Regions from separate parts of the Homo sapiens genome. Here region 1 is linked to region 2. The links are chromatin loops, found by intact Hi-C in ENCODE. Cell type or tissue: chondrocyte. All regions are shown on one strand. Links, peaks and the distances in the headings refer to the core of each region. The heading gives the core; the rest is flanking DNA.

Evidence for each region. Hi-C counts contacts between places; a loop is a spot of excess contacts. Peaks named below come from ENCODE experiments on the same cell type or tissue, not always from the same donor. Only the 100,000 strongest peaks of a DNase experiment are listed, where the experiment ranks them.
Region 1: a loop joins it to region 2, with 3 times the contacts of the local background. A loop is called at or near these places in 4 of 110 quality-filtered maps.

What each region holds. Positions count from the first base shown.
Region 1 is chr5:363,601-378,338 of GRCh38, reverse strand. AHRR (aryl hydrocarbon receptor repressor) reads right to left here. Exons shown (of 11, transcript NM_001377236.1): 4 at 1,623-1,729. PDCD6-AHRR (PDCD6-AHRR readthrough (NMD candidate)) reads right to left here. Exons shown (of 13, transcript NR_165163.2): 6 at 1,623-1,729. Among named protein-coding and RNA genes, the nearest start is that of AHRR, 49 kb to the right of the region's middle. RefSeq lists silencers at 3,976-4,115, 4,166-4,625, 4,906-4,985 and enhancers at 4,998-5,628, 6,416-6,475, 7,356-7,495, 8,942-9,051, 9,702-9,811. In chondrocyte, for the core only: no CTCF peak of the experiment used is centred there; DNase peaks (open chromatin) are centred at 3,508, 4,778, 5,108, 5,728 and 4 weaker places.
Region 2 is chr5:425,365-440,102 of GRCh38, reverse strand. AHRR (aryl hydrocarbon receptor repressor) reads right to left here. Exons shown (of 11, transcript NM_001377236.1): 8 at 12,097-12,296; 9 at 7,579-7,640; 10 at 7,156-7,297; 11 at 1,818-6,250. The coding sequence ends at 5,269. PDCD6-AHRR (PDCD6-AHRR readthrough (NMD candidate)) reads right to left here. Exons shown (of 13, transcript NR_165163.2): 10 at 12,097-12,296; 11 at 7,579-7,640; 12 at 7,156-7,297; 13 at 1,818-6,250. Among named protein-coding and RNA genes, the nearest start is that of EXOC3-AS1, 10 kb to the left of the region's middle. RefSeq lists enhancers at 8,706-8,825, 8,966-9,245. In chondrocyte, for the core only: CTCF peaks have their summits at 8,758 and 8,967 (motif pointing right); DNase peaks (open chromatin) are centred at 8,952, 9,682, 10,052, 10,512 and 3 weaker places.

The DNA of each region.
Region 1 (14,738 bases), core at 3,474-7,473, 58 kb after region 2:
CCATGGCCACAGCACTCTGAAGCCTGTGCCGGCTCAAGGCGGTTTATGGATTTAGGGTGCCCTGCCATAAACCTCCCCTTTTTTTCAGTTTATTGTGAAGAGATTGAAGATTAGAAATAAAAGCTGGGATTTGCTGCTGTTGTTGCTTGCTTTGCTTATTTTGCCCTGTTGGAATATTTTTAAGCTTCAAAAAGAGCATATAACCCCTTTCACTGCCCTGGCAATCAGTGAGGAACCCTCACCATACAACCTACCAGATGCAATCTAAGCAAACTTCCAGAAATTTCCGTGGGCCAGAGGACATGAACCAGATGCAGTGGACTGAGACTTCGGGAACTGCTCAACCTCCCCCAGAACAGAGTGGGTGTGACCAGCACTCTGGCCAGGTAGGGGAGTCAGGCCAGGCAGCAGGAGGGCCACAGTGTCAGGAGCAGACGGGCGGACCCTGACCCCCAGCCTCCATGCCTCTTCCAAAGTCTTCTTGGAGAGTCCCCCTGAAGGTAGCTCCAAAATATCCCACGCTGCTGGGAGCAGGGTGGGAAGTCCAGCAGCAGGGAACCAGGCCCAGGCCTCCCTCCCGCAGGCTCCAGGCTTCCCAGGCCCCAGGAGCTGGGACCCATTCACTAGCGGGGACAGAGTAGAGCGAGCTGGGGGTTGTGAACTGACCTGGAGACACACAGGAGGATCTGGGGCAGGGGGTTGAGCAGCCCCTCCCAGGCACTGGGGGTGCACAGCTCCATGGGAGACTAGTGGCTGCTGGCTGTGGGGCAGCCTGCCACCAGGGCCCCAGTACCCTCTCATCTGGAGCGGGTTGGCTGGTGCCCTCCTGCCCCACCCAGGGGTCCTGAGTTCCGGCTGGAGCCCACCCTGTTACCCAGGAAATGTCATGTTGTCCCCGCCTCCTCCCTGCAAGCCCACTCAACCCCATCCTGGGACCACCCAGGGCCCATGTCTCTCCAGCCACTGGTGGAGGCAGCAACCCCCTTCATCTTCAAAATGGCGAATGGATTCACCCCGGAGGCTCCATGCCACCATCTTATCTTGTTTAGGAAAATGGTCCACAGTCTCCTCTCCCAGAGGGGTAACAGGCCCCGCGTTACAGCACAGGACAACTCAGCACTTCAGAGTCGCAGGGATGGGGGAGATGGGGTGAAAAGCCCCCTCACCACAGAGCTTCCTGCCCAGGCCCACAGCTTCCAGGGTGTCACACAGGCCACCCCAAGATTGAAACCACACCAGGGAAGCCCAGTGTAGACTTTGCCAAATCCTTCATTTTGGGGGAAAAAAGGCTTAATTTTGTACAAGGTTCTCTCACCGACAAGCAAAAGCAGACGGTGCAGAATGAGGATGATTTCCTGATGTAGCACACAAGGCCGAGAGCTCTCGGGCTGCCTTCTCTGTCCCAGCCTACGAGGCTCACACCCAAGGCTGACCCCGACCCAGGGACACCCTTCTTCAACAGATTTTGGAGCCTACGCTTCCTGACAGTTATAAACCTCACAACCTAAGGGCCTCCTGGGTGAGGGCCTGAACATGCGTGACACGGAGTATGACTGAGCCTGAACACGCGTGACACGGAGAACCAAGTGTCAAGTGTTCGAGGTACCAAGGGTGGCACTCACCTCCAACAGCAGCCTTCCCTCCAGCACGGCAGACCCTGCAAGAGGACAGCTGTCTCCGGGCGAGGGGGCGCCGGCCGCAGGCTGCCGTGAGCTCTGCTCCTGCACGACTGTCAGAGAAGAAAAGACACATTAGGCACCCCCAACCCTTGGCCTGGCCACTCTTCTTCATTCACATCTTTCCTGTGTTTCCCCGCGTTCACCCCACGGTTCTCACCTGACATCTGGCCTGGGCTGCACTGACCCCTCTGCAGGCCACGCAGCATTCCACAGCCCTGAGAGTCCAAGGTGGGGCAGGAGGAGCTGAGACACAGGCCTCAGATCAGCCAGGAGAGGCAGGGGGACACCAGGACATGGAGGCAGAGCCTGGCCTGAGGACGCCCCCACACCCGCTCTGCTCTGCAGAAACTGCTCTCTGTCCCCTCCTGCCCAACCCCCCAGGGCCCCCACCCAGTCTTGGGACAAAGTCTGGCTTCCTGCCAGATCCCCCTGAAGCCACCCAGGAGGTCCCTACGGCCCCTCCCCTGAGACCCACGGCACTGTTGGGCTGCACCCCTTTGAGGGCTGGGCCAAGGTCCCCTGCGTCCACCTGGGTCTTCTGTGCCCTGCACACCCGCATCGCCTCTCCCTCCTGGAACCCACGCAGCCCCCTCCCTAGTGAGAAGCAGGCCAGGCCCCACGCCCCCAGGGGCCGCACAGAACACCGCAGGGCAGGAAAAGGCAGGTCCAGGACAGTCGCCAGTGCTACCCCCTTCCCAGTGACTGCGCACAGCCCCCAAGGACACTCCCACTCCTGAGGATGGTGCATTCTCCATTTTTGGGTGCAGAAGGGGACAGATGACACGTTCACCTTCCAGACTGACCAAGGGCTGAGTTCCGGACCCAGCACAGGTGCTCACTGCCCACTCAGTGTCCTCATGGGCACTGGAGACATGGGAGGGACACCCCTCCCCAGCTTCTGAGAGGACTGAGGGGCAAGGGTGTCCCAGCAAGCAGCTGGCCCCAGTGCGTGGACCAAAGCGCACCCCAGCAAGGCCGGGGGGGCATCTGCTGCTCCCGCGTCTCCCGGATCCTCAGCTGAAGTCACAGGTGGTGTCCGCTCAGGCAGATGCTACCTTGCCACCAGTTCTGACCTTGAGATGGCATAAAAACTGTCATCACGCATGGCACCTTAAGGCCAGCACACCGTCCTTCACGGTGGGCAGCCTGTGCCGGGGTCCCGGCGTGGCACAGCCCAGGCGGCCATGCTTCACCGGATCTGCCCACTTCCGCGGGTTAGGGAGACACAGCCCTTTCCAAAGCAGCCCCCCACCACCCTCACTCCCCACTGGGCCGAGCTTAGACTCCTGGCTGCCTCCACCCCACTGCTCAGCAAGAGCCCGACCCAGACAGAAAATCAAGTTTGAGGGGCACCGCCTCATCGAAAAGCGCACGTGTCTATTTGTAGCCCATCACAGTCCCAAAATGATGTGAGGCTGCTGGATATTTTAAGAACTAGAATAACCACTTGAATAAAAGCATAATGTCTCACTCAGGGTGGGCTGGACTCCCAGTCTCCAGCCCCAGGGGCACTGTGTCTGTCACCTGAGAGTGCTCTGAAATGTGTGTGGCCTGAACCTCATTGTGGGTCACTGGCTCCTGCTCCCAGGAATCCTCCTGGACTTCCAGGAAGGCATCCACCTGCTAGTCAAAGTGGTTCACACTTTGCTCTGAGCTCTCCTCACCCCACAGTCCCTGGGCCGGCAGCCCCCAGACCCACAGGACCAGCGTCTGTGGTGTCCCCAGGCCGTGGTGAGCACAGGTGGGGTCCGGACGCTGGGTTAACCTGCTCCCCATCAGGCCAGGACCCCGGAACCGGCTGCTGGACTGGGCTAGCACCCCACCCTCCACCAGAAAGGCCATACTGGGAGCCATTGATTCAGAATCTGAGGTACCAGCTGCAGGGATGCTGACGAGCTAAGGTGTCCGTGGGGGGCGAGGGCCCGAGTGAGGAGGTGAGGCAGCCAGAAGCCCGGAGACGGTGGCACCGGGTGGCCTTGGGACTCGGCCTCTCTGTTCCCCTCCCTCCCTGGTCTCTGAGCCCTCATTTCTCCCTCAACTCCCATAGCTGGTAAAAACTGGATGTTTGTTCACTGCACTAAATGTAACAAAAACTGCCCCATTTCTTCTGCCACAAAGCAGGACTATTCCGAGGAAGCATGAACAGTCCACCGAGGTGGGGGCATCCCTTGGGCAAGGGCGGCCTCTTCCCACCTGGAAACCCCAGCATCCTAGCCTCCTGCCCTCCAGGCTCAGCCAGAGACGCCACAGTTCACACAATACGCGTGTTCAGAAAGCTGAAGGTTTTTAACAGTGAAAATCAAGATCTTTCTCCCAAGTGCAGACCCAGGAGAAGCCAGGGCAAGAGGCGCCCCGGGTGTCCCAGCAGCTGACCCCGAGCCCGAGGAGAGACCCGGGCAGGAGCGGCCCCACACAGACGCTGCTGGGGTCGCCCCGTGAGACCCCCGTGCTGGCCCTGGGCGCTCCCCGCCGAGGTCCGCGGGCTGGGGCAGCGCGGGTGGGGGCACACGCCTGGGTCACCCGCACACAGACCGACCACCCAGGCGGCCGGTGCAGCCAAGCCCCATTGCAGGGGTCGCTCCCGCAGCGGAGCCGACCCCGTCCCACCCGCAATGCGCCCCGCGGACCCGGCAGCCCCGGCCTTTTCCCCGAGAAGCGCGTAGGTGCGGCGGCAGGGGCGCGCCCCTCCCGGCATCGCGTGCCCCCCGCGGGCGCCCGCCCACTTCCCCCCTACTTCCCCCGCAGCCGCCGGCGCCGTCACGCGATGGGGCCAGCCAGGCCTCGCGTGCGAGCAGCGCTCCCGCCCCCGCCCGCCCGGGCAGGGCGCCAGGAGCCCCAGGAGCGCGGGGAGCGCCAGGCGCGTGGCGGGGAATGGGGCTCGGGGTCCGCGCGGGCGCTCCGGGTGCACACGGGGCGGGCGGACCCGGCCACGGCCTCCCCAGGTCCCCCCGCCCTCCCTGAGCCTGGGGGTCCCACCTGAGGGTCCGCCCCGGGAGGGAGCCCCCATCCCCCACCTCTCCAGCCCCAGTCTCCTCCTCTGTGATGTGGAGAGAGACCCCCCCTCCGCCCAGCCACCGCAGTTGCCCATGGTGAGTGGATGGGGAGGAAGGGAGCTGGGAGCGCGGTGTCCTTCCTGGGCATTGGTGAGAAAGGTGGGCCATCACCGTGGCCCTTACAAGGCACAGCTGGGCCAGCAGGAGGGGGCCACAGGCCCAGGGCGGGAGGAGCTCTGTGCCTCCAAGACCGCAGAGGCCAACCTGTCCCCTGCCTCCCAGCCACCGCCCGGCCTGCTGGTCCCGCAGGGTCTGCAGAGAGGGGCCCTGCCAGGACCACTCCCAGGGCCCACCCCTCGGGCAATGAGAGGCTGGAAGGCTGCGTGTCAGATGAGACCCAGCCGGGTGCAGGGCAGGGCCAGGGCCGCGGGGCAGGGCTGCCCTCTCAGAGGTGAACAGTCCCCACGGCTGGGCCTGAACCCGGATCTGTAGCCTGGGCAACCCCTGTGTCCTGCCAGCACTCTGCCAACCGCGCAGAACCTCAGCCACCTTGGAGAGTCTCAGGGCCATTACCAGCCGTCCGCCCACGGCTGCAGAGTTCACTGCAACCAAGAAGGGGCTCATTTGGAACAGCGAGAATGTGAAGTCAGCACCAAGGCCTCGGGCGACCCTGTGCCCACAGCAAGGGCTGGAGCAGAGTGGCTCCCTTGGGGGCTCAGGCTTCCCATGGGGTCCTGCTAAGGGCCCTCTGTTTCTTCACACAGAGGAGACTCAGAGCAAGGTGTCACCGGGAACCCAAGGCCACCCCATCTGGCCCCCACCACGAGCACCTGGGCCTGTGACTCGGTCTGACCCACAGTCCCTGGTGGAGGAGGAGCCAGAAGGCAGGTCCAGCTGTGCGTCTGGGTGATGCCGTGATGCCCAGAAACGAAGCCACATTGCTCCCAGTCCCCTGAAGCCAATTCCCTGGTAGGGGCGGGGGAGGCGGTGCAGACGGAGGGTGGGAGGTCAGCCCTGCCATTGGAGATCACGCACCCCTGCCACTGGAGATCACGCACCCCAGCCCTGTGCAGCGACTGCGGCTGAAGTTTCCTGCTCTGTGCAGGGCTGAGTAAGGTCCATTTCAGGTCTTCAGTGCTGGACAGGGAGCTGGGCCCAGGGGGAGCTGAAAAGAAGGCGAGATGAAGAAACAGAAGAAGCAGAACAGGCAAAGCGAGCAGAAGAGGACGTCCCTTTGTCCTTCACCCAAACCGCAGCCTGGACCTGGTTCTCAGGCCTCCTGTGACCCATCCCAGGGTGCACAGGGCCCAGGCTGGATTTGGGGCAGGTGACAGTCAGGATCCCAGCACCTTGGCTGGGAAGGAGGACATGCCTCCATGAGGCCCCAGCCCACAGCTCCACAGTCCCCTCTGTGCAGTCAGGGGAGCTGGGCCCAGAAGCCAAGGGATGGATCAGCAGGGGTGGCCCCGCCAGCCCACCCCAGCCCTGGGGGAGGAGGGAAGGCACTGAGGGGCTGTGTGCTGAGCAGCACCACTGCTTCCTATCCAGGAAGCCTGGAGGAGGAGCTCAACCAGCAGAAACCCTGCTGCTTCCTTCCTGTGAGGGGAGAAGGTGGTAAGGAATGTGGGTGCTTCATGAAGGTCCCTATTGGCAGGACTGCCTGCCTCTCTGCAGAGCCCTCGGCGGGGCCTGAGTGGTGCAAGCAGCCAGATGAGAGGAAGGCCCAGGATCCCTTTCTTCTCCATCGTTTTCACTCAGCCCTTAACAGGCACATCGACCCTAAGCATCCTCGTTGGAAGGGACAGAACTCCACAGACAGGGGCGTAAGGGAGAGAGGAGCAGGCGGCCCCCAAGCTGACTCGGTTTAGGACTCCCTCTAGGGAATCATCCTAAGTAAAGCTGTCTGGCAGTCTGCAGCTCCTGGGAGCATTTCACCATAGAGGGCTTCAACAGCGACCACGGGAGTCGGTTCCACAGGCCTGGAAGGACAGTCAGAGCCACCTTGTGAGTCCAGGACTGGTCAGCCCAGGACAGGTGGGCCCAGGACAGGTGGGTCTAGGACAGGTGGGCCCAGATGCTCAGTCCTACTATGGGACACACAGGGGCTTACCCGTGCATGAGGCAGCCTGCCAGCCCCTGCTGCACCTGCCCAGGGAATGGGACGCAGGATTCCTGTCACCTGCAAGCTCATCACTTCAGAGCCCCAGAGACTCACTCAGAAAGCCTAGAGCAGGGCTGGGCTGAAATCCTGACTCAGATGGGAAGCTACTGTTGGCAGTCACAGCCGGCCCTCGAACTAATGAGGACACAGGCCTAGTGTGCTGACCGATGTCACACATCAACCACCTGCAGCACTGGGTGCTGCGATTAAACATCGTGCCTGCTGTGTTGGGAGGTGTTTCCAGATGGCGGTCCCATTTGAATCCGTGGGCTCGGTGAAGCCAGTGGTCTTCCCCAGTGTGGCTGGGCAGTCCATGGGGGGCTGGAGAGAACTAGACAGGAGGAGTCACCCCTTTTTCCTGACTCATGGCTTGAGCCAGATCAGCTCATCTCCCATTCTCCGGCCACAGGCGGGAATTTACCCCAGCGCCCCTGGCCCTCAGGCCTCTGGGCTTGGACTGAACTACACCTCGGCTCTCCTGGGTCTCCAGCTTGCAGCTGTCTGAGACACCTGCTCATAATAAGCCTCCCCATATCTGTCTCCGGTCGGTTCTGTTTTTCTGCAGAGCCCTAACTGACATGCCCTGTAAAGCCCGGCCCGAGGTCGGCCGAGAGCTCCACACCAGGCCCAGCCTCTGTGCTCTGGGTGCCTCCAAGGCAGGCCTCCTCTGGATCACTTCCTCCTCCAGCCACCCAGGGAGGTCGGACAAGCATGATGGGAACGTGCCCCCCTCCCCCCACCAACACCTGCACCTTCCCATGGGCTGCCCCCCTCCACCCCACACTGTCACCTGTGCCTTCCCGAGACCTGTCCCCAACCCCATCACCTGTGCCTTCCCATGGACTGTCCCCCCATCACCCACACCTTCCCATGGGCTGTCCACCCCACCCCTGTCACCTGCATCTTCCTGGGGGCTGTCCCCTATGGACCACCACCTGCCTGGGGCTGCACCCACTGTGAGACTCTCAGGGTCCTGGGGGTGGCGGATGACCTTGGTGAAAATTTCCCTTGAACCTGATTTCACTCACCCCTGCTTCCAGCTCAAGCTCCCTCCTGAGGGACCCTTACGACACCTCTCCCGTCCAGGAGTTGGATGGGATGCTCTGAGAAGCCTGGGACGCCCATCCAACCCTTCCCCGACGCCTGCTCGCCCCAGAATTGCCTGACCTGACTGTGGATCCAGGAAATGCTGCACAACCGTAACACGGGGAGTAAATGAGCAGAGCTTCCAGCGAGGGCCCAGGAGGTCGGGGCACCAGCGAGGGCCCGGGAGGACGGGGCTTCCAGCGAGGGCCCGGGAGGACGGGGCACCAGCGAGGGCCCGGGAGGACGGGGCTTCCAGCGAGGGCCCGGGAGGACGGGGCACCAGCGAGGGCCCGGGAGGACGGGGCTTCCAGCGAGGGCCCGGGAGGACGGGGCTTCCAGCGAGGGCCCGGGAGGATGGGGCACCAGCAAGAGCCCGGGAGGGCAGGGCAGTGCTCTCAGAGCCAAGACATTCCCAGGAGGGCACCTCTGACCCCTGCTCTCACACCCCAACCATTCCTACAAATGCCTTTGCAAGTTTTACGTCAAATGAGGGGACCAGAGCCTCAAGGCTTTCGAACATTCAAACTCTCCCTTCCTTCCCTTCTCAAGAACTGGATGAGAAACCGTTTTGCCTTTTGAAGATGAATTGTAATATGTACATTCCGGAAGAAAATGTCATTTAGTGATTCTTGATGGCCACAAATGGTATTTGCAAAGGAAACTTCTCACCACCCAGTTACTTTCTGAACAGGTGTGTTCTGCACCAGGATGCACAGAATTTGTCCCAGCTTCTGCACAGGAAAGGTTTAGAGGAAGCACTCGGGACAGACACTCTGTGCCAGAGCGTGGGACAAGCACAGCTCTCCCCAGTGGCCTAGGAGGCATCAGGAGCATTCAGGCAGGTGACAAAGACTCAGAGCGAAGCAAGTGACACAGAGGGAGCCCGGGCTCGTGCAGCGGGAGGCCTCAGCTCCTGAGTCGGGCTGTGCTGCATGCTCGCCTAGCTGTAGGTCTGTTCATCTGCAAGGAGCATGTGCCTCAGCCTTGCAAAGCAGGCAAGTCCACCCTGTGGGACAAAGCTGCCCCTTCAGGCTGTGGGCAGGAGGGGACCAGGACTGTGCCCGGAGAGCCCTCAGGTGTCCCAGAAAACAGCTGGTACCAGGTTAGGGGGTTAAGACAGAATGCCCAGGAAGAGGGAGGGTGTGAGGAAGTGTGAGAAGCGGATGACTGTGCCGTGCTGCTCTTGACACATGGGCGGGTGTATTAACAGAGTGTGAGGGAATGCATTCGAGGTGCTCACTGAGGGCAAAGAGAAGCAGCAAGTCAGAAGGGGGTCCCAGCAAGTGGGTGCTGGATGGGCGAGTGTGCTTCCAAAACCCTTAGTTACAGCTTGTGGGGCAGAGGGGTTTAAAAATGTCCTTCAAAGTCCCAAATTCCCCTAAGCTAGAAAAAGCATCAGGAGTATAAATAAACACACTCATTTCACAGACACGATATTTACAAAACGGGGGGCACCCCAAGACACATACTGCATCAAGTTGCTGAATTTCCTATGGCAAGAATTTCCCGATTTTTCAAAAAGCACCAGAGAGCTTCAGAGATTTCACACTTCCTCACAGTGCAAAATGAACCGCAAAGAAATGCACTTCCTCTGAGCCAGCGAAGACTGGGGTGGCTGCAGCTGGCAGTGCCCACGCGTTTCTCTGGTCAAGAGAATGCGCCTCTAACCACTTTCTGAGATCACAGAACCCGGGGGCCTCAGGGGGGCTCTGCGGTCACCAGAGTCACACGCTCGTCCTGCAGAGGAAACACACCCTGGCCTTGGAACCCCACGTTATCGTGGAAGATGCAACCAAAAATAGCTCTTTGGGGAAAAAAAGAATACTTGCACACATTGCAAATCCATATTCTCTTCATGATGTGAAACATCTGGTATAAGCAAACTATTTGGGCATTCTTGTTACATTTCAACGTATCAAAGAAAAGCACAGCAGGGACAAGCCAAGGGTTCAAGAAACATTTTGTAAAACAAAACCCAAAACACTGTGCTGGTGCTGTTTAACAACCAAATATTCAGTGAATCAGCGTGCGGTGCACAGGTGTACAGATGAGTGAGCGGTCAACACTGCAGGCCACTAACCCCACGCGGCCACAGCCAGGGAGCGCCCTGGCCCACACCCTCAGGCAGGATACAGTGCGCGGTGCACGCCCAGGGAGTCTTCCTGAGCAGCCCCACTGGCCTCTCCTACTGCGGAAGAGGGCACCGAGCCCTCACTGAGTCCTCTGCCCTCTACCCACAGGTATGGATGCTGCCTCGCTTGTCAACTTTCACATCAACGAGGAGTGCCAGCTCAGCTGTCAGAGTCTCCATTTGTTTATAAATAATGAATTCGTAGGTAAATTTATTATGTTATGTAACCATGAATTTACAACTAACACCCATATGGGGCTGGCCTGCCTGTGAATCACCATTGCCTTCATTGTCCTCACACATCACTACAGGCGGTCAGTGGCTATCAGTCCTGCAATATTCACCATCAACAGATGCAGACCGAACTGAGTACGTCTCAGGGCCTGGGTGTCCAATGCTCGGGGCCTCCTGAACGACATGGGCCTTCGTTCGCCCGTGTGGTCATCCACATCTTCGGCATCTGCCACTGCCAACCCCTGTCCTGGGCATACAACAGAGAAGGAGGGGGACAGAACCCAGCAACACACGAGTTAAGCACTAGGAGAGAACGAGCAGCAGAGGGGGTGGTGTCAGGGCAGAGGGGCAGAGGCTGTGATGTTAAAAGTGAGGCTGGGGAAGGCCTCCTGAGGGGTGAAGACAAGAGACCCAGCAGGAGGGCATGGCCTTCAAAAGCTACAGGTGTGCTGAGCCTCGGATGCCGCCCCCAGCAAGGCCCACGTGGCATCACTGCCTGGCGCTGCCATATTCAGGCCCCACCAGGCTGGCTCATCCGGTCCCCACGGCCACCGCTGCCCACTCCTCTGTGCCCTTGACCACGCACTGCAGCTCAGACCCGTGTCTGTGGGGCAGGGTGGTCATGATGGGCGGTGAGGAAGGTGTTGGTTATTCTTATATTTCTCTTTGCAAAAGGCCCAGCTGCCCAAAATGACAAGTGCTCCTAAAAGACGTGACTTGCCTCACAAACATACAAATGCACACGATGCTGTCCCACATCTGGCTACGCTGAGGGCCCACCACGTGCCCACGAACTCCCGTTCTCCCCCTGCCTCCCTGGGCACTTGCTCTTCCCCCCAGCTCCTCCAGGGTGGGAGCAGCTGGGGATCTGCGGCGACCCCCCAGGGACTCACTTTAGAGCTCATATAAACACCCTGCAACTTCTCCATTTTAGTTTTCCTTGTTCCTCCTGCTTATGCTTTGAGATGATATCAAACTTACAGAAAAGCTATAAGAATCATATAAAGCACCCAGATACCCCTTGTCCACAGATGCCACTGAGTTTCACCAGTGTCCCAATAACATCCTTTCAGCCAAGGTGGTGCTGGACTGCGGCAGCAGCCATCGCCACACTGCCTTAGTCCCTGCCACCTCTCCATCCCTTCCAGTAACTCCTTGGCTTTCATGGCCTGCTGGGTTTTTTGGAGATTACAGGTGAGTTATTTTGCAGACTGCCCTTCAATTTGGGTCTGTCTGGTGTTTCCTCGTGATTAGACCGAAGTTATGCACCTCCAGCCGAGTATCAGCAAAGCAATGCTGTGCTCCACCCACTCATCCTGTTGCGGGGTGCACAATGCCGGCTTATTCCACTATTGGCGGGTAAGATCGATCACTTAGGACAGTGAATGCTGGGCTTTTCGGCTTCATAATTAATAGATATTTTGTTCAAGACTACAAAAATCCTGTCTCATCCCATTTTCACCACCAATTTTAGCACCAATTGATATTTCTTGCCTGAATTATGACTGTAGTGGTTACCAAATTTGATTTGTAATTCACCTTTTCTTTCTATAGTCATCTCTCTTCTTATAGCCATTAATTAGCCTGTTGTGAGGAAAAACTTATTTACTTATTCATTCATTTATATAAATGTGACCCTATAAAATCATATTTTATTCACTGGGGTATAGCCCATTACTATCATTATTCATTTTAATGCTGAAATTGTCCCAGACTTGGCCAGCGGGAGCCCCTTCAAGACGGCTTCTGTGTCCTGTGACACGTCTTCATCCCTGGTGACCACTGCCTTGCTTTCTGGCATGAGGTAAGTACAAAGTACCTTGTACTTTGTCTGCTCCAGCTCTTGAAAGAGCCCCAAAAGCCCTAGTCCTTTTAATGGCAGGAAGCATTTAGAAACCAACATCTGAATGTTAGGTGTGATTGCTGCTGCTAGGGTGTCACTGTTCCGAGGCTCTCTCAGTGGACAGTGTGTGTGTGGGGCAGGGGGTGGGGGGGGAAGGTGAGTGTACACACATTTTACGTACATATTCATGTCTCTCTTTATATATTGAAAACCATGAGCTCACACCAATACCTCCAATTCCAATTCAACATCCCAGGATTCAATATAATGGAATTATTTTTTTCTTTACTATTTGGTAGAAATTGCTTTGAAGCTATCTGAGCCTAGATTTTCTCTGTGTGAAGATGTTAAACAAATCAATTTCTTTAATGGTCCTACGACATTCAGGTTTTCTATTTCTTCTTGAGTCAGTTTTAATAAGTTATATTTTCTAGGAATTTTTTCATTTATGTTTTCAAACTTCAAATTTATTGGCATTAATTTGTTCATAATAGCTCCTCTTTATATTCCTAATACTGCTTATTCTTTTCTCCTTGATCAGTTTCACCAGATCTTTGTAAAGTTTATCATTTTAAAAGAACTCTGTTGTATGTTTCTTTTCTATTTCATCAATATCTTCTATTATTTTCTTTGACTCTCTTATTTTACTGTTCTTTATCAGAACTACTTAATTAAATGCTTAGCTCATTAATATTTAGCCTTCTTTTATACATAAACACTTAAGATTATTTATTTCTAAGTGTTTCTTTGGCTACATCCCACACATTTTAAATATTTCTAAATTACATCTTCTTTTCTTCTTTGACCTATGCGTTATATACAAGTGTGTTTATTTATTTCCAACTATACGGGTTTTCAAGTTATCTTGTTATTATCGATTTCTAGTTTATTTGCATTGAGGTCCCACCTCATTATTCTTCAATATTTTATCTTTTGAAATTTACTGAGACTTGCTTTATTGGCCAGTAAGTTTTCCATATATTTACCAGTTCCATGCGGGCTTTGAAAATACGTGAATTCTGTAGTTTGGGGGTATACTGCTTTATGTATGTCCACTAAATTAACCTTTTTTTTTTCTTTGCATTGTTCAAATGTTCTATAACCTTTACTGGCTTTTATTTACTTCTTCTATAAAATACTGAGTTACAGTATTTAAAATATTTCTCTCTGATGATGAATTTATATATTCTTCCTTATAGTTCTGTCAATATTTGCTTTACAGATTTTGAAATTATGTTATGGAAAGAATAAAATTCAAAATTATATTATCTGCTTGATGAAATGAATTGTTTAATCATTACATAGTGATTCTCTCTATCTCCAGTGATGCTTTTTACCCCAAAATCAATTTTTTTACATTAATATAGATTCATCATATTTCCTTCAGTTATATTTCCCCAGTATACCCTTTCCCATCCTTTTACTTTCATCCTTTCTGTACCCTTAGAGTGTAGATGTGTTTTCTGTAAACAGCATATAGTAATCCACTTTAATAATCTTTATCTTTTAGTTGTTATGTTTATTCCATTTATGTTTATTGTAGTTACTGATATATTTGGACTTTTGTTCCACCTCTTTTGTGTTTCTTTTTTCCTTTCCCTTTCTAGTCTTTTCCTTTTGATTGATTATATTTTCTCATTCTTTTTTCTTTCCATTAGTTTGAAATTTCAACCCCATTTCTACGGTTGATGATTATCCTGAAAATTTTATTACAAATTAGATAACCATCCTCCAAAGTTAACACAAGAATCTTAGAACTTTTTAACTCATCACCCTCTTCAAATTTGTATCATATTATGACTATATACTTATTTCTCTTTTTAAAATTCTTATATCACCATTATTATTTTACACAAGGTGTTTGATTTGATTTGATTTACCCATATAGTCACCACCTTCTTGTTTTTCATTCCCCCTTGCATCTCAAATCTTCCACCTGGAATTCTCTTCCTTCTGCGTGAAGTATATGTTTAATATTCTCCTTTAATAAAGTTATCTCTGGGTTCTCAGCTTCACTTAGTTTTTGGTCTCTGATTATTCCTTAATTTCCTACCAGCCCACAAATGTATTTTTAAAGGCTTAAAATATTTTTTCTTGAAGTTTTGGCTGTTATCAGTAGAAGGATGCCTCAGTTACATATTGAAAATGGAAGAGACTGCATTAAGTAGCCAATATTCTCCCACTAGACTCTAAATACCAAGAAGCAAAGACCATAGCAGCTCTTTTTTTACTTGCATTAGAACAGGATGTTAATATGGAGCTTTTCCAGTCTGAATTTTAGCTGAGGCCCCAAGACAAGAAGTGCCAATTGTTCCCATGTGAAATTCTGGGTGATCTAGGTAGAGGAGGTGTTGAAGATGAGAGAAGCTCAAGTTTGACAGGAGGGCTTCCTTGGGAGAGGGGGGCAGTGCTCTCAGTCTGTCCCCACCCAACCTGTACCATGAGAGGGATGGGCAGCTTTCTCCTTACTTCATTCCAAGAGGGGTTTCACGAGGCCTGCAAGTGCCTACTGTGTGCCTTCTGAGGCTGGTGGTGGGCAGAGACCTGGTATCCCTCTTACACTCAAGAAATCTAAAGGGCAAAAGTTGACTCCTGGAGCTCCCAGTAGGCA
Region 2 (14,738 bases), core at 6,798-10,797:
AGCAAGAAACGGGTAAAGGACAAGAGCCACTGGCTCCGGGGAATAAGCTGCTTCCCTCGGCCTTCAGGGAGACCTTGTCCCCACACCCTCCCCACGGGGCCCTGCTGAAGCCTCTGAGCCATGACTAGGGTGTCCGTTGACCTGACCAGACCATGAGCCATGACCCAGGCCCTGCTCTATTGTCAGCCAGACCTCACTGCGGCCATGCAGCCTCCCCCACTCGCTATTCAGCTCCAGCCGTCCATACGTCCTGCATAAAACTGCCCCCAAAGACCTGGGCCACCCCCAGCCCCAGCTCTGTGCACCTGCAAAGCACCGGTCCCCTCCATGCCCCGCAGAGTTTACGGGGTTCTCATGGTCACGTTCAGCTGCCTGCACCCCTTCCCCCTGCACACGCACACACCGCACATCACACATGTTCAGACGCCAGCTCTGGGACAGCACTGATGTCTGCATCGTTTTCTCCTGAATGCGTCCCCAGCACTGGTGCAGGGCCTGATACTCAACAAGGACTAAAAATATGCCGAATGAATAAACAAAATGCACATAAAACAGCTGCCGTTTCATCCCTTCAGAAGCCCAAGACTGAAAAAGTCTGTCCACACAGGTGCCAGTGTGGGGTGAGGATGGGAGCCCAGGAGGTGTGGCTGGTAGAAGGGAGGCCAAGTGGGTGCAGCCCCTCTGGAGGACGCTGGGCAGCGCCTGGTGAGATGAAATTGTGTGCGTCCAGCTGGGCGTGGTGGCTCACATCTGTAATTCCAGCATTTTGGGAGGCCGAGGTAGGCTGATCATGTGAGGCCAGGAGTTTTAGACCAGCCAGGCCAACAAGGTGAAACCCAGTCTCTACTAAAAATACAAAAATTAGCTGGGCGTGGTGGTGGATGCCTGTAGTCCCAGCTACTCTGGAGGCTGAGGTGGGAGAATCACTTAAACCTGAGAAGTGGAGGCTGCAGTGAGCCGAGACTGCACCACTGCACTCCAGCCTAGGCAGCAGAGTGAGACTCCATCTCAGGAAAAAAAAAGAAAAGAAAAGAAAAAAGAATTGTATGCGTTCCAACTCCACACAGGCACACTCAGCAGAAGCCAGACTGGGGGTGAGGAGTGAAAATGCGGGAACTCCATCTGCCTGAGGCCACAGAGGAGAGGGCATGGGGGGCAGGGTGGGTCAAGTTGTGGGGCCACAGATGGGAGGGCTGGCCTGGTCCTGGGGGAGGACACGGGAGTCTTACACGAGTGACCAGGACGGGTTTGCTGATGGGCTGCAGGGTGCGAAGGAGGCCTGGCAGGGGCTGCGCAGGCTCTAAAGATGCCTGAAAGGAAACAAAAGCGCAGCTCCCTGGGCCTTGGACTGCCGTTTGTGCTTAAGGAGACCCCAGCACTTTTTTCGATGGCATTGAGGGGTCTGGCCGTAATCTGCCTGGGCCCTTCCCCCTTCCCATGGGCTTGTCGTGCAGGCCCTGTGCCAGGCAGGGTGGACCCCGCATGGCCCCGGACCCACAGTGCCCTCAGCTCTACCCTCCTCACTTCTTACAGGACGGGTCAGGTCTGGGACGTCCTGAGAGCACCCAGGAGGGGCCCTGACCCTCAGTGACAGGGGAGGGGGGCCTAGGCCCTCTCTAGATGCCACTGGTCAGGAGCAGGGAGATGGCAGGCATTTTCTCCTCCTTCACGAGGCTTGCGGCTCTAGAGTTTTTATTTTTATTGCTGCCTTATATTTAGTGGTGAAAGGCTGTCTTAGAATGTAGATTAACCAGCACACTCTTTAAAGGAAATAAAGTGACTTTGGAAAATCACGCAGACTTCCGCAAACATTTAAATTTTTGTTAAACATGTACTAGCATGTCATGTATTTTACATCAATATTGCAAATTTAATACAAACCACAGTACAAAAAAATTTGAAAGCTTCCTAAAGGCACTGAGAAAGCAGTAGAGAAAGTTGCATTTATAGTGCATAAGTTTTAAAAATTCAACAAGTTGGTCTAGGTATTGAAAACTTTTTTCTTCCAGTAGAAACTGCAAAAATATAAGTTGTATTGATCTCCTCCCTTCCATCCCATTCCCACCTTATATTTGACTTTAATACTTTTTCAGCTATATAGGGAAAAGCTACATACACAGAAAAACATGAACCTGTAATTAGTGCTAACAATGACATTTTAGAGAGAAGTGATACATCCACACTTTCTATGTTCCATAGTCTTCCCCACTGTTTTCCAAGAGGGTTGTGGCTATAAAATAACCAAAGTGCTGACTTGGGGAGTTTTTGTTGCCGTTGAGGAAGGGATGTCGGACACCTCGCTGATCCCAGGCTCTCAGGGCCGCAGCCTCCTGTAGGGTCCCCACACCACAAAACCGGCAGAGCCAACACCCACGTGCTGAGTGCAGCGTCAACACAGCGTGGCCTGCCTGGCAGCAACCCACCACTCAATCTGGCACCTGTCACCAGGAGGGCCTTGGGCAGGGGCGCATCTAAAGGTCTGGGAGGCTGCAGGGCAGGACGTGGTGAAGAAGCCTCCTGGGCAGGGGCTGCCGTCTGTGCTTAAGGAGGCCCCAGTGCTCCTTTGATGACACTGAAGGGCCTGGCTACAATCGCAAACACGCAGCCACGTCTCTGATTCGATCTTTGGGGCCTGGTGTTTTTCCCAGTGACAGCCGTTGGCTCCAGGACACTCAAGACATGTGATACACAAGACTCTCAGTCACTGAGCTCCCTGCCCTCCTCGGCCCCGAGACTGGAAGAGCAGCTGCCACGTTTGGGACCCAGGCGGCGCCCAGGCTGAAGGGAGCTGCTGAGGGCTAAGCTCCAGGACACAGGACGTGGCTGGCCCTCAGAACAGGGAACTCCAAGAGTGGAACATGCATGTTGATTGAGACTTTTTCAGGGATACAGCAGATCTGATTTTTAATTATTTTTTGTAGAGACACATTCTTCCTGTGTTGCCCAGGCTGGTCTTGAACTCCTGGGCTTAAGCGATCCTCCTACCTTGACCTCCTAAAGTGCTGGGATTATAGGCATGAGCCACTGCGCCTGGCCTGCAGGCCTAATTATTAAGGGTCTTTCCATGATCAGCAAAGGAGCTGGGCACTCGGTTAGAATAGGAAGGAAGTGGGAAGCTTCTGAAATACCATCCTGGTCTTAAATCCATAAATGCCCAGAGGCCAGAAGTGTGCCATGCTCAGCATGAGAAATGAATAAAGAGGGGCTCTGTGCCAGTGTAGGGCCAAAGTGGGAAGTAGGCGCCAGTCCTCAGGTGCCTGGTCTTCACAGGTGCCTGCTCTCCACAGGTGACTGACCCTCAGGTGGCTGGTCACCCCATGGCTGGCCCCTGGGTAGCTCTGTCCCCATCGTGACTTTAGGCATCAGATAAGGGAGAGATGGCAGTGGAAGGCCATGAGCACGTCTCACACCCACGACAGCACAGCATGGAGGTCACCTTTTGAAAGACGCCCCCTGGCTAAGCAGAGAGTGAGTGCCCCCTCGGTAGGGCTTGGGGGTCATAGGGGGCCACGATGGATCTGTGACTCTGGGCTCAGATGGTTGGCTGTTCTCTTCCAGTACTGAGAGGAGATCCTTATCCCTATCCCTGCCACATGGGGGCAAACTGTCCAAGAACCAGGCCACTGAGAGGCGCAGGCACCTGGCATTGGGCAGAAGACCCAGTCCTGCCAACCAAACCTGGGTTTTGACAAAGTGAAGGTGCGTTTAACAAATGGGTCCAGCATTAAACCAGCATCTAAGTAAGCACTGACACCTCAAAGCCACTGACAACAGAGAGGGCGTCCACACAGGAGGCAGAATGCACAGTGCGGCGGGGTGGTGGGTCCCTAGGGGTGGTGGGTCCCTCACCCGCGGGCCAACAACAGAGAGGGCGTCCACACGGGAGGCACAATGCACAGTGCAGCGGGGTGGTGGGTCCCTCACCCATGGGCTCCCACAGCTCCTGCCACTCCCAGTGGAGCTGACGTCAGGGCGCCGATGCCCTCTCCCTGAGGATGGGGCCTTCCCACCCCCGCACAGGTGGGCCCAGCTGCAGCCACACCCCAGGGCCTCACTGCCTGGCTTCCTCTTGCTTGGGGTGACTTCTACACCCTGATCTGATGCCTGCACCAGCCGGGTGGGGTTCCAGGCCAGACCGTGGAAGAAGCCTGAAATGCACCATCAGCTGTAGGTTCTCGGGTTGGTGGATTGGTGACCTTCACTTTCTGACTTATGCTTTTGTATCCAAATTTCCTACTCTCAGAAAATATCGCCTTTACAACTGTTTTAATGCTATTAATACTTGTCTGTCTTGTCCCTAATTATTCTCCTAGGATGGCAATGGGAACCCTCATTTGAGTGAACTGTACAGCCAGCCAGAGAGAAACCCCCACAGGCAGCGCAGTTTCCTGTGTCTTCTCTCTACGTTGTGTGTTTCTCTGTACTTCCAAACCCGGAGTCTGTGAACTCTGTATTACGTGATGTACCAAGAGGCAGATTAGGAAGAACCGTCCGCAGAGACCCACTGAGAACTCGGGAGATGTCCAGAAGGAACAGGGGTTATGCTGTCAATTCCAGTCCAGGTCTGGCCTCAGACTCTGTCATGGCGCCATGGAGCACCTGCCGCACGGTGTGGGGCAGTGTGGGACCCACGCTGCCAGCCTCTGCTGCCTGGAACGTTCTAGATTCCTCTATGAGTGGGCTCACGGACCCCTTTCTCCGCGTGTTGTATTTCTAATTTGCCGTGTGCTGGCCTCTACAGTGCACTGTGGCGATGGGCTGACCCTGCCTGCACAGCACAGGCTGGGAGCTGCAGGTGGCCTGGGAGGGCTGAGCTAGGTGTGTCACCCGACCGCTTCATCCCCGACTGCGGACTTGGGAGCATCACCCGACCGCTTCATCCCCGACTGCGGACTTGGGAGCATCACCCGACTGCTTCATCCCCGACTGTGGACTTGGCAGCCATGGGACGGGTGCTCGCTGCCTCTGGGGCATGAAGCTGTCCAGCCATGATCACTTTCCTAAAGATTTTAATTCCTCAAAGAGAAATGCTGTCATGCTTGAATAGACTTAAGGCCAGTTTTCATTTAAGAACTGTTGGGATATTTTACAAAATTCAGGATAGGCTCCTGCGTATGCTGCACACACACACTAGCAGACTGCGCATGCACAGCTCTGCAAAGCGTGTGTCTTAGGACGGGCTCCGGCCTGACCAGGAGCAGGGCAGCCCAGCCACCGACGCATCTGAGCGTAGACACACAGATCTGAGCTTGGATGGTGGTCACTGCGCTATGGCAGGAATGTGCACCCCGAAGCTTGGGGCGGGACCAGCGTGGCCAAGGCACTTTTGGGCAACATCCCGGGCACCATTCCCTGGCTGTGAGTAGCCCACTGGGGTGAGTCCAAGGGCTCCCGCTTGACCACAGGGGCGGCCTCAGCAGCTCTGCAGGTGCAGGACTGTTCACCTCGGCCCCGTGCACAGAGCTGGTGGGGAGGCTCCGACTGGGGAAGGCCGTCTGTGGGCTCCAGGCAGGCACAGTGTGCAGGGTGGAAAGGGGTCAGCTCCCTGCTGCGCCCAGCAGTGGCCCTCCCATGGGGCTGAGCCCCCCGCACGCCGTGCCCCAGGTGCGAGATGTACACCTGTTGCCGAGAGTCTGGCTCTGTTTTCAGGTGCATCCTGGTAGGGAAGGTGGCTGGGTGGCTCCTGTCACTGGCCCCCAGCCACACCTGGCTGGGCACACAGCCGTCTGCAGCACCCTCACACCCAGAGTCCTTCTCCATCTTGATGGACACATCTAGCAGCAGCGTCGGACCACACAGGTCCCCCGGAGGCATCGGTACACCTTGCAGCTTCATGTCCTCCATGGGATAGCCCCTCGTGGCAAAACGCTGAGCTCCAGGCTGAGGGAGCTGGTGCTGCAGGCTCCTCTGGGGAAAGTGGCAGAGGGGAGGGTGCACCTGGTCCTCACCGACATCCCGCATGGGTCTGCTGGTCCGGCTGGAGTAGGCACTGGGGGACGGGCTCGGCGGGTGAGAGATGGGCGAGTTCCTGAAAGTGCCCTGGACACACGGGCAGGGCAGGCAGGAGCCGCGGGGCATGGGGCGCAGGGAGGGCGGGTCATTCTTGCTGGGCTGCAGCCTCGGCCTGGCACCATCCTCACTGTGCTTTCCCGCTGTCCAGGGCAGGGGCTTTGTGGGTCCTGGAGTCTCCCTCCGCCCTGTCACTCCAGAGGCCCTGCTCAGCATCCTGTGCTGCTCCTCCTCCCTGTCCCTGCAGAGAAAAGACGGGGCCCATTTGACAGCAGCTGAAGACACCAGGTCTGGCTGCCCTGGGTGGGGGTCTCTAAGGGAGGCTACGAAATCAGGACGATGCTAAATCTGCCAAGGCTGCTACACCGACCCCTCACTGCGCTGTGCCTTCTAACCCCCCCAGCAGCCCAGGAGGCTGTGCCAGCACCCCACCCCCACTGCGTGCCTGGGGCGAGTGAGGAAGGCCCAGGGTGGGGCGAGGGTGCAGGCTTCAGGGAGATGTCTCTGTGAGGCCTATGCCAGCTGTCCAGTGTCAGCCACACCAGTCACTAGCGTTAGGGGTGGGGAAGGGCGGTGCAAATGGTCCCAGGGAACTGCAAAGCAGAAAACACCATGTCCAGCAGTTTCTGTGGCCAAGCTCTGCTGCTGACCAACAGGACACCACGTGCCTTGGGACTGGCACTGCATGACTGTGAGATGGTGACCTGGAGAGTGGGGAGGGGCCTGTGGGGCACAGCTGGGCTGGTCAGGAAAGGGGAGGAGGCCCACCTGGGTGGCAGGCAGGCCCTGGGGAGGGAGAGGGGGGAGAGAGGGCTCTGAGCAAAGGCAAGATGAGGTTGGAGCCGGGTGACCCAGGGTCCGAGTGACAGGTGAGGGCGGGTCCCAGAGCCCACGGGGCATCCTCGCTCCCAACATCCCTGGACCACTGCTTCCCGGGGTCAGTCCCCAGCGACACACGTGACTTCCAGTCCGGGAAGCTGTGTGGACAGCTCCACAGAGAGTAAGGTTAGCTGTGGCTCGTGTGGTGGCCAAGGCTGCTGTCGTCTTTTTTATTTTTCTTCTTAATCACTCCCCCACCCGCTCTTTGGCCTCCACGGTGACTTAGGGAGCTGCCAGGGCTGGGGGAGGCTGCCTGGCACCACTTACCCTGAGCCCCCCTTGGGGTCAAGGACAAGGTCAGGGCCACCCCGGAGGCACAGGCATGGGGCCCTGGCGGGAACCTGTGCCCATCGGCCAGCGTCAGTCTGTTCCCTGAGCACCAAAACGCCGCTCTCTCTGCTGCTCCTTCCTGTTGGGGTTTAGAGGGGGGGGAAGCCGTCACGGTGCGAGCTGAGGAGCTCCTGGAAGACGGTTGCTTGTTCTCAGCAAGGCAGGACCCATCGGCTCCTCAGAAATGCACAGACCAGAGCCCAGGAACGGCACTTGTCCACAGCAGGACAGACACCAAGTCTCTGCAAAATGGCTTTTCCATGGAATACGCCAACATCTCCACTGGGCGGGGAAGCTCTCCAAGGGCAGAAACACATTTTACCCATGTGGAAAAGATCAGATAAGAAATGTTCTAAGTACCTGCTGAGTAATTGGGTTTTCCATGCAGTTCCGATTCGCACAGACTGGTGGTGGCTTTTACTCTGTGAAGAACACAGATGAACATGTGACATGTGACGGATGAACAAGATGACATGTGGATGAAACATGTTTTGATGGTAGAAATTAATAATGACAGGTATTGCTGTCACACCTGAGCAGTGAAGACAGAAACAATAGTTCACTCTTGTTTAATTCTTTATAGTGTGGAAAGTTATTTTCTCAGTTACAGGTTTACTGAAAATATTGTCACGTCACTTTTCAGGCCAATGAAGGGCTAATGAATTTGCTTCAGAAAGTAGAAGGATAAAATCATAGGATGATTTTTAGAGCTTATATTTTTTTCCTGGAAGGCCAGAAAGAAAATACGGTCCATTCTCATGACTCCAGGTAGTTATGTTCCAGGAAGTGAACACTGAGGTGAGTTGGAGACCAACTCACACGGGACATGTGTGTGTACCCACACACGCATCACACTGATCTGAATCTTAAATCCCAACAACTCACCCTGGTAGATTCTATTTTCTTTTGCTTTTCAAAAGAGAAACAGTAAGTAGCGCTGCCCCACCAGCAGGTCCCAGAGTTGAGTTCAAACCCATCTGACTGGCCCCACAGCCACAGCTCCGGTGCTGCCCTCCTCTCTGTCCTCTGGGCACCTCCAGGAGGCCCATGACTAACACAAGACTCACAATGCCCCATCTATGTCCATGAATGGCTGCAAAGCACAGGGTGTGTTGACATGGGGGTCCCAGTGAATTATGGCGAGCAGAGGAATTCACAGAATGGGCTTCAGGAAGAGGCAGATCAAGATCATGTCACAAAACCCCTGTGGGAAAAGCTGTGGAAGACTGGGGGGCTGTTGGGGGCTGCTAGGGGCCGCTGCTGGGGGCCATGGGGGCTGCTGTTGGGGGCCGCTGGAGGCTGCTGCCACTGCCTCAGGGCTCTGATTCTGCAGAATGCACCTTGCATCTTGCACCACTGTGGTGCCCTGGACCACAGTCCTGCGGCTCAGGACTGGTGGACCACAAGGTGTATCCTGAAAGCCGGCTTCTGAATCCAGCTCAGAGCAGGGTGGGGAGAATTCCAAAAGCCTTCGGCTCATGGGAGTCAGTATTCTTGGTTTGGCAAGTTTTCTTCCCCCTTCTGAGTTTGAATAACATGTTTGTTGAGCTGAAGTTGTGTGCCAGCTTTATGTGCCTTGGGCTCCACCCCACCCTCACAGCCCCACAGGGGGTCTCGTCCAGGCCGCAGGAGGAGCGCTGTGACCTTCGGCCCCACACCTGAGCTTGTGATCCCACACCTACGCTCCACCCCAGGGCCGGGACAGGGCTGTGCGCACACAGGGCCAGGCCTGCCCTGCCCTGCTCTGACACCAGGGGGCTGCGTCCCCTCTGCTTCTAGGGTTGGGAACTCCCAGGGAAGACCGGGCTTGCCATGTGCAGTGGAAACTCCACGGTGACGGTAAGCGGAGGACAGTGTTCCAGGGTTTGCGTGGTCCCTGTAGGTGCCGGAAGACCTGGGCCCGAGCCCTGCAGAGACCCCAGGTCCTTTTCTGTGCACCTATGTAGCATTTACTTCTTTTCCCTTTAGAATTCTATGTTCCTCCCTTGCACTCTACATTTCCATCCTTTAAAATAAGGTACATACATTTAATTTAAAACCTTCCAGAGATGTGTGGGCCTCAGCAGGCTGACCCGTGTCCTGGCCGTCCCTGGAGCTGCCCTCTGTCCACCCTCAGACAGCAGCAGTGAGGTGGGGCTAGCAGGGCCCAGGCAGAAGCTGCTCATAAGCAGAAATGAGTAACGAACGTGGAAACCAACACAGCATGAAAACCTTCAAATAACCGCTGCTGCTGTCAGACTGTAGAGCTGTCTAAACGGTTATCTGAAAGAGGTCAAAGGTGAGGATGGAACTCACGCCCACAACAGAGACCACCGTGAGTGCCGGCAAGGTGGCCTTGGGGCCTGCAGACAGAAGCCCTTCACAGTCAACCCTGGACACTGAGCAGGGCGTCCCAGAGCCTCCAAGGTCCTCCTTTGCAGGTCCCCTGGGGCGAAAGGGCCCTCGGCCGTATCCTCTGCATCGGGAAGCCAGCAGGCGTGTGACGGGGTCCTCCCAGAGGGGGCTCAGTGGCGGGTCCTGGTGCTCCCACGGAGGGCACGGGTGTGAATACAGAAGATGTGCTGCCCGTCAAAGGCGCCAAAGAACAGGAGGGACGGCAGCGTGCCGGGTGCTGCTGAGTCCCAGATCTCAAACTAGTTCGGGAGCCTGGACTCTGACAAGGTCAGTCAAGACCGCATCTAAAAAATGAAATTGAATACTAATGGAAGTTAAGGAATGCAGCTAGAATTCAAAGTCGGACCACAAGGCAACACACGTGACTGCAACTTAAGATCACCCCAACGCGCCTGCCACAGCAGGTACAGCAGTAAAGGCAGCGCCCAGAACAGGGCGGGGACGTCTGCTCCGGTCTGCACAGCTCCATCTGCTGTGAACATCCCCGGGGCTGTCCATGCACAGAGGAGGAGCATCGGAATCAGGACATATCTGGAAACCGTAACCCGGGGCAAGGCAAACAGAGCAGAGAGCGCTCAGCCAACACAGGGCCGTGGCAACCCCAGGCAGTGAGATTCGAGTCACACCACGAAGAATCTGCTCTCAAGGTTCTGTCTGAACCCAGCAATGTTTTCCGTGTGGGGTTTGTGCAGCCTCAGCCAATCACTCCTGGGCGCTATGCCAGAGATTCCCACTGGGCTGGCTGGGGAGCTGAATTCGACGCCTGCTAAGATTCCTTTCCCACTCAGTATTTGCTACCCACAGAGTGGGGAGGCCACGAACAAAGCGGGCTGCCCAGTGGCGGCTGCAGGATCGCGCGGCAAGGCTGAGCTGCACTTGGTTACCAGGGCCTGGGCCTGCAGCGCCGAGGGGCCGAGGACAAGTCGGGTGGGTCTCGGAGTCACAGAGCAGGAGCACCTCACCGACAGCCAAGGACCCGGGGGCTGAGGGCCAGGGGGCAGGGGCAGGGCCGGCCCAGACCACCCCTCTGCCCTGCGCTCAGCCCCGCCCCATCAGGCTGTCCCAGGAGGAAGTGGCAGGAGCGGCAACTCGCCCAGGTGGCCGGGGAAGGGGTCCTGCACGATTCTCTGAGAGGAAGTTGGATCTCCGGCATCCTGGCGGCCCCGGCCCTACCTCACTCCTGCAAGATTCTCTGAGAGGAAGTTGGATCTCTGGCATCCTGGCGGCCCAGCCCTACCTCACTCCTGCACGATTCTCTGAGAGGAAGTTGGATCTCTGGCATCCTGGCAGCCCCGGCCCTACCTCACTGGTGTGTTCCCAGCAGGTGGAACACAGTTTCTATAGGCACAGCATTTGCATCTCTCCCAGCACGCAAGGCAGACTTAACACATTCTAGGAAACTATAGACACGAATCCCCAAGGGCAGGGGTCCCCAGCCCCCAGCCACAGATTGGTACCCGTCCATGGCCTCTAGGAGCCAAGCTGCATGGCAGGAGGTGGGCCCTGCGCAAGCGAGTGAAGCTTCATCTATATTTACAGCCACTCCCCACTGCTCGCGTGACCGCCAGAGCTCCACTGCCTGTCAGCTCAGCTGGGGCATGATTCTCACAGGACTGTGAACCCTGTTGTGAACTGTGCATGTGAGGGAGAGCCCTAGGTTCGAGCTCATGAGAATCTAATGCCTGATGATCTGTCACTGTCTCCCATCACCCCCACCCCCGCCATGGGGCCGCCTAGTTACAGGAAAACAAGCTCAGAGCTACCACTGGTTCTACATTATGCCAAGTTGTATAATTATTTCATTATATATTACAATGTAATAAAACAGAAATGAAATGCATAGTGAGTAAACGTAATGTGCTTGAATCATCCTGAAACCATCCCCCCACTCCCAGTCTGTGGAAAAATTGTCTTCCACCAAACTGGTCCCTAGTACCAACAAGCTCGGGGACCAACAGGGTGTTTTCTACTTCTGAAAGGCTGAGGGAGCTGTGGGTAGGCCTGGGTTGGCCAGGGACGAGGACCAGCTGGAGGGGCAGCTGTGCCGTTCACCCTCCATCTGCCCACCAGGGACGCATCTCTCCGGCATGTCCTGCAGCCGGGAACTACCTCCACTTGTCCATAGACAGACGGTGTGAAGGGCGGGCAGCCAAGAGATGGAGAAAGGCAGGGGCCACAGCCAGCTCCGCATTTTCTTGAGGACACGGGGTCAGGACACTTATTCTGAAACTGGTTCTGTAACAGGATGATTTAGGAATGAATCGATACAGGCAACGTTTGGTGCCAGTTTGCAAATACGAGTTTGAAAAACATTGTTTCATCTAATCGCTGCTGCCTATGTTGTGTAATGACTTTTACGACACGAAACTGACTTATTACTGGCTGGAAATGAAGAAAGAAGACACAGAAAACACTGAGTGTGGAGGTGTTTTGTGGGGGCCGCCAGCAGGCACCATGTGGCTGTGAAGGGCGAGTCTTACTCACTTTGCATCCGCGGTGGCTGCGGTGTCTGCTCTGGGTTTTGCCCTCAGGAGCGCGCTCCTCATTTTCATCTCCGCTGCGGAGGGGAGGAGAACGGGTGCCGCAATGCAGAACAGCGACAGCCGCGGCGGGAGCATGGCTCCTGACGGCGCCTTCTTCTTCTGTCCAAACAGGAATTTTAGTTTTCCTTGAAACTGCATCGTCTGGTGTTTTAAAGACAGAGAGGAAGGCGTGTTCACCAAGTGGCCTGGCAAGGTGGTCACAGGACACAGAACTCAAGGGCGCGACAGCGGCTGGAATTCGTAGGGAGGCAGCTCACCATGAGTGGCTCGGGACAGCAGAGCCGCAGCTGCCAAGCCTGTGACCCCCGGGCCTGCAGAGTGATTCGATGTGCTTGAATCATCCTGAAACCATCCCCCACTCCCAGTTTCTCTGGAGCCGCGGCGACGGCCTTTGACAGGTTCATTCCCGCGTGTGTGCCTGTTCATGTGTGCCACCCCATGCGCAGGTGGCACGAACTGCGCCTGTGGGACCTGCCACCTGCCCACAGCCGGGCCAGCGGCAAACCCCTGGCAAGAATTCGCAGGAGTGGATGATCTCCAAGGATTGTTTCAGCTTTAACACTCCATTTCCAAATTATCAATTCTTCATTTGTAATTATGAAATTTAGGCACGACTTGATTTTATTTATCTAGGGTGTACAGTGAGACTTTAAAAGCCAGCAAGTAAGCTAGGAGTTTGTTATATAAGAAAATAAAATATCTCTCTACAAAGGGAAGGCTGATGTATAATTTAGTTGTTTACCAAGGGCCTTCAGGGGTACTCCTGCCTTGTATGGAAGAATCACCCCACAATGTGGCTCCACCCTCTATCCTTATTTCATCCATCTATCTTTCTATCCATCCATCCATCCACCAATCTATCTTTCCATCCATCCATCCATCCACCCATCCATCCACCCACCCATCCATCCATCATCTTCCCATCCATCCATCCACCCACCCATCCATCTTCACATCCACCCATCCATCCATCCATCCATGTTTCCATCCATCATCTTCCCATCCATCCAGCCATGTTTCCATCCATCCATCTTCCCATACATTCATCTACCCAGCCACCCACCCACCCATCCATCCATCCATCCACCCATCCATCCATCTATCCATGTTTCCACCCATCCATCATATTCCCATCTATCCATCCATCCATCCATCTTCCTATCCATTCATCCATCTGTCCATGCATCCATCATCTTCCCATCCATCCATCCATCCACCCATCTATCTGTCCATCTAGCCATCCATCCACCCATCCATCTATCCATCCATCCGTCCACCCATCCACCCATCCATCTTTCTATCTATCCATCCATCCATCCACCCATCCGTCCATCCATCCATCTTTCCATTTGTCCATCTATGCACCTACCCATCCATCTTCCCATTCATCCATCCATCTGTCCATCTATCCATCCGTCATCTTCCCATTCATCCATTCACTCATCCATCCATCCATCCATCTTCCCATCTATCCAACCATCCATCCATCCATTCACCCATCTTTCCATCTGTCCATCCATCTTCCCATCTATCCAACCATCCATCCATCCATTCATCCATCTTTCCATCTGTCCATCCATCCATCCACCCATCCATCTTCCCATCCATCCATCCATCATCTTCCTATCCAACCATCCATCATCTTCTCATCCATCCATCCACTCATCCATCCACTCATCCATCCATCCATCCATCCATCTTCCCATCTATCCAACCATCCATTCATCCATTCATCCATCTTTCCATCTGTCCATGGATATATTAAACAAATAATAAACACCTGCTGTGTAGCAGTCACATAATTGGTGGGGATTCAAGGCAGCGGTGTGCTGGGAAATGTTTAACATCTAGCTCTCCAGGGGGAAAAATTCCCAGATATGCAGTGTTTGCCAATTTTTTTAGTATAAATATTCCCAACACAGCTGATTTCAAGCTCCCAAGTTAATTTCAGCCGAATCTCAAAAACTACCATTTTCAGTTGGCCCTGTGGGTGGCATGAGGGAGCTTCCATGACACCCGCATTGCCAAGACTGCACCACTCAGGGTGAAAGCCGGGAAGAGCCGTGAGGTCCTGCAGGGTCTTGGTGTATTCTGTGTCAATACAGGAGCCCTTTATGGTGCTGTGGATGAATGGATTTTAATGGGAAAACAGAATCAGACACGTATTTGTGTAAACCTTATTGCAATATTTTAGCATCAATCTAATTTCTCTGGCTTGTTTCCTCCATTCAGTTCTTTGTTTGACAATTCCATTTTAAACTATATTCCAGTGGCTGCACAGTAAAATCCTTCCAATTTTGGGTCACCTAGAAATAAGAGTTTTTAATTAACCAGGAATTGGTTATACAATTTTAAAAAACGAACAACATTCCTTAGCCAATAAAAGTAAGTATCTTAATTTCCTCAAAATTTAGAACAAAATACCAACAGTGAAACACTGTCTCTACTAAAAATACAAAAAAATTAGCCGGGCGTGGTGGCAGGCGCCTGTAGTCCCAGCTACTCAGGAGGCTGAGGCAGGAGAATGGCGTGAACCCAGGAGGCGGAGCTTGCAGTGAGCCGAGATTGCACCAGGCACTCCAG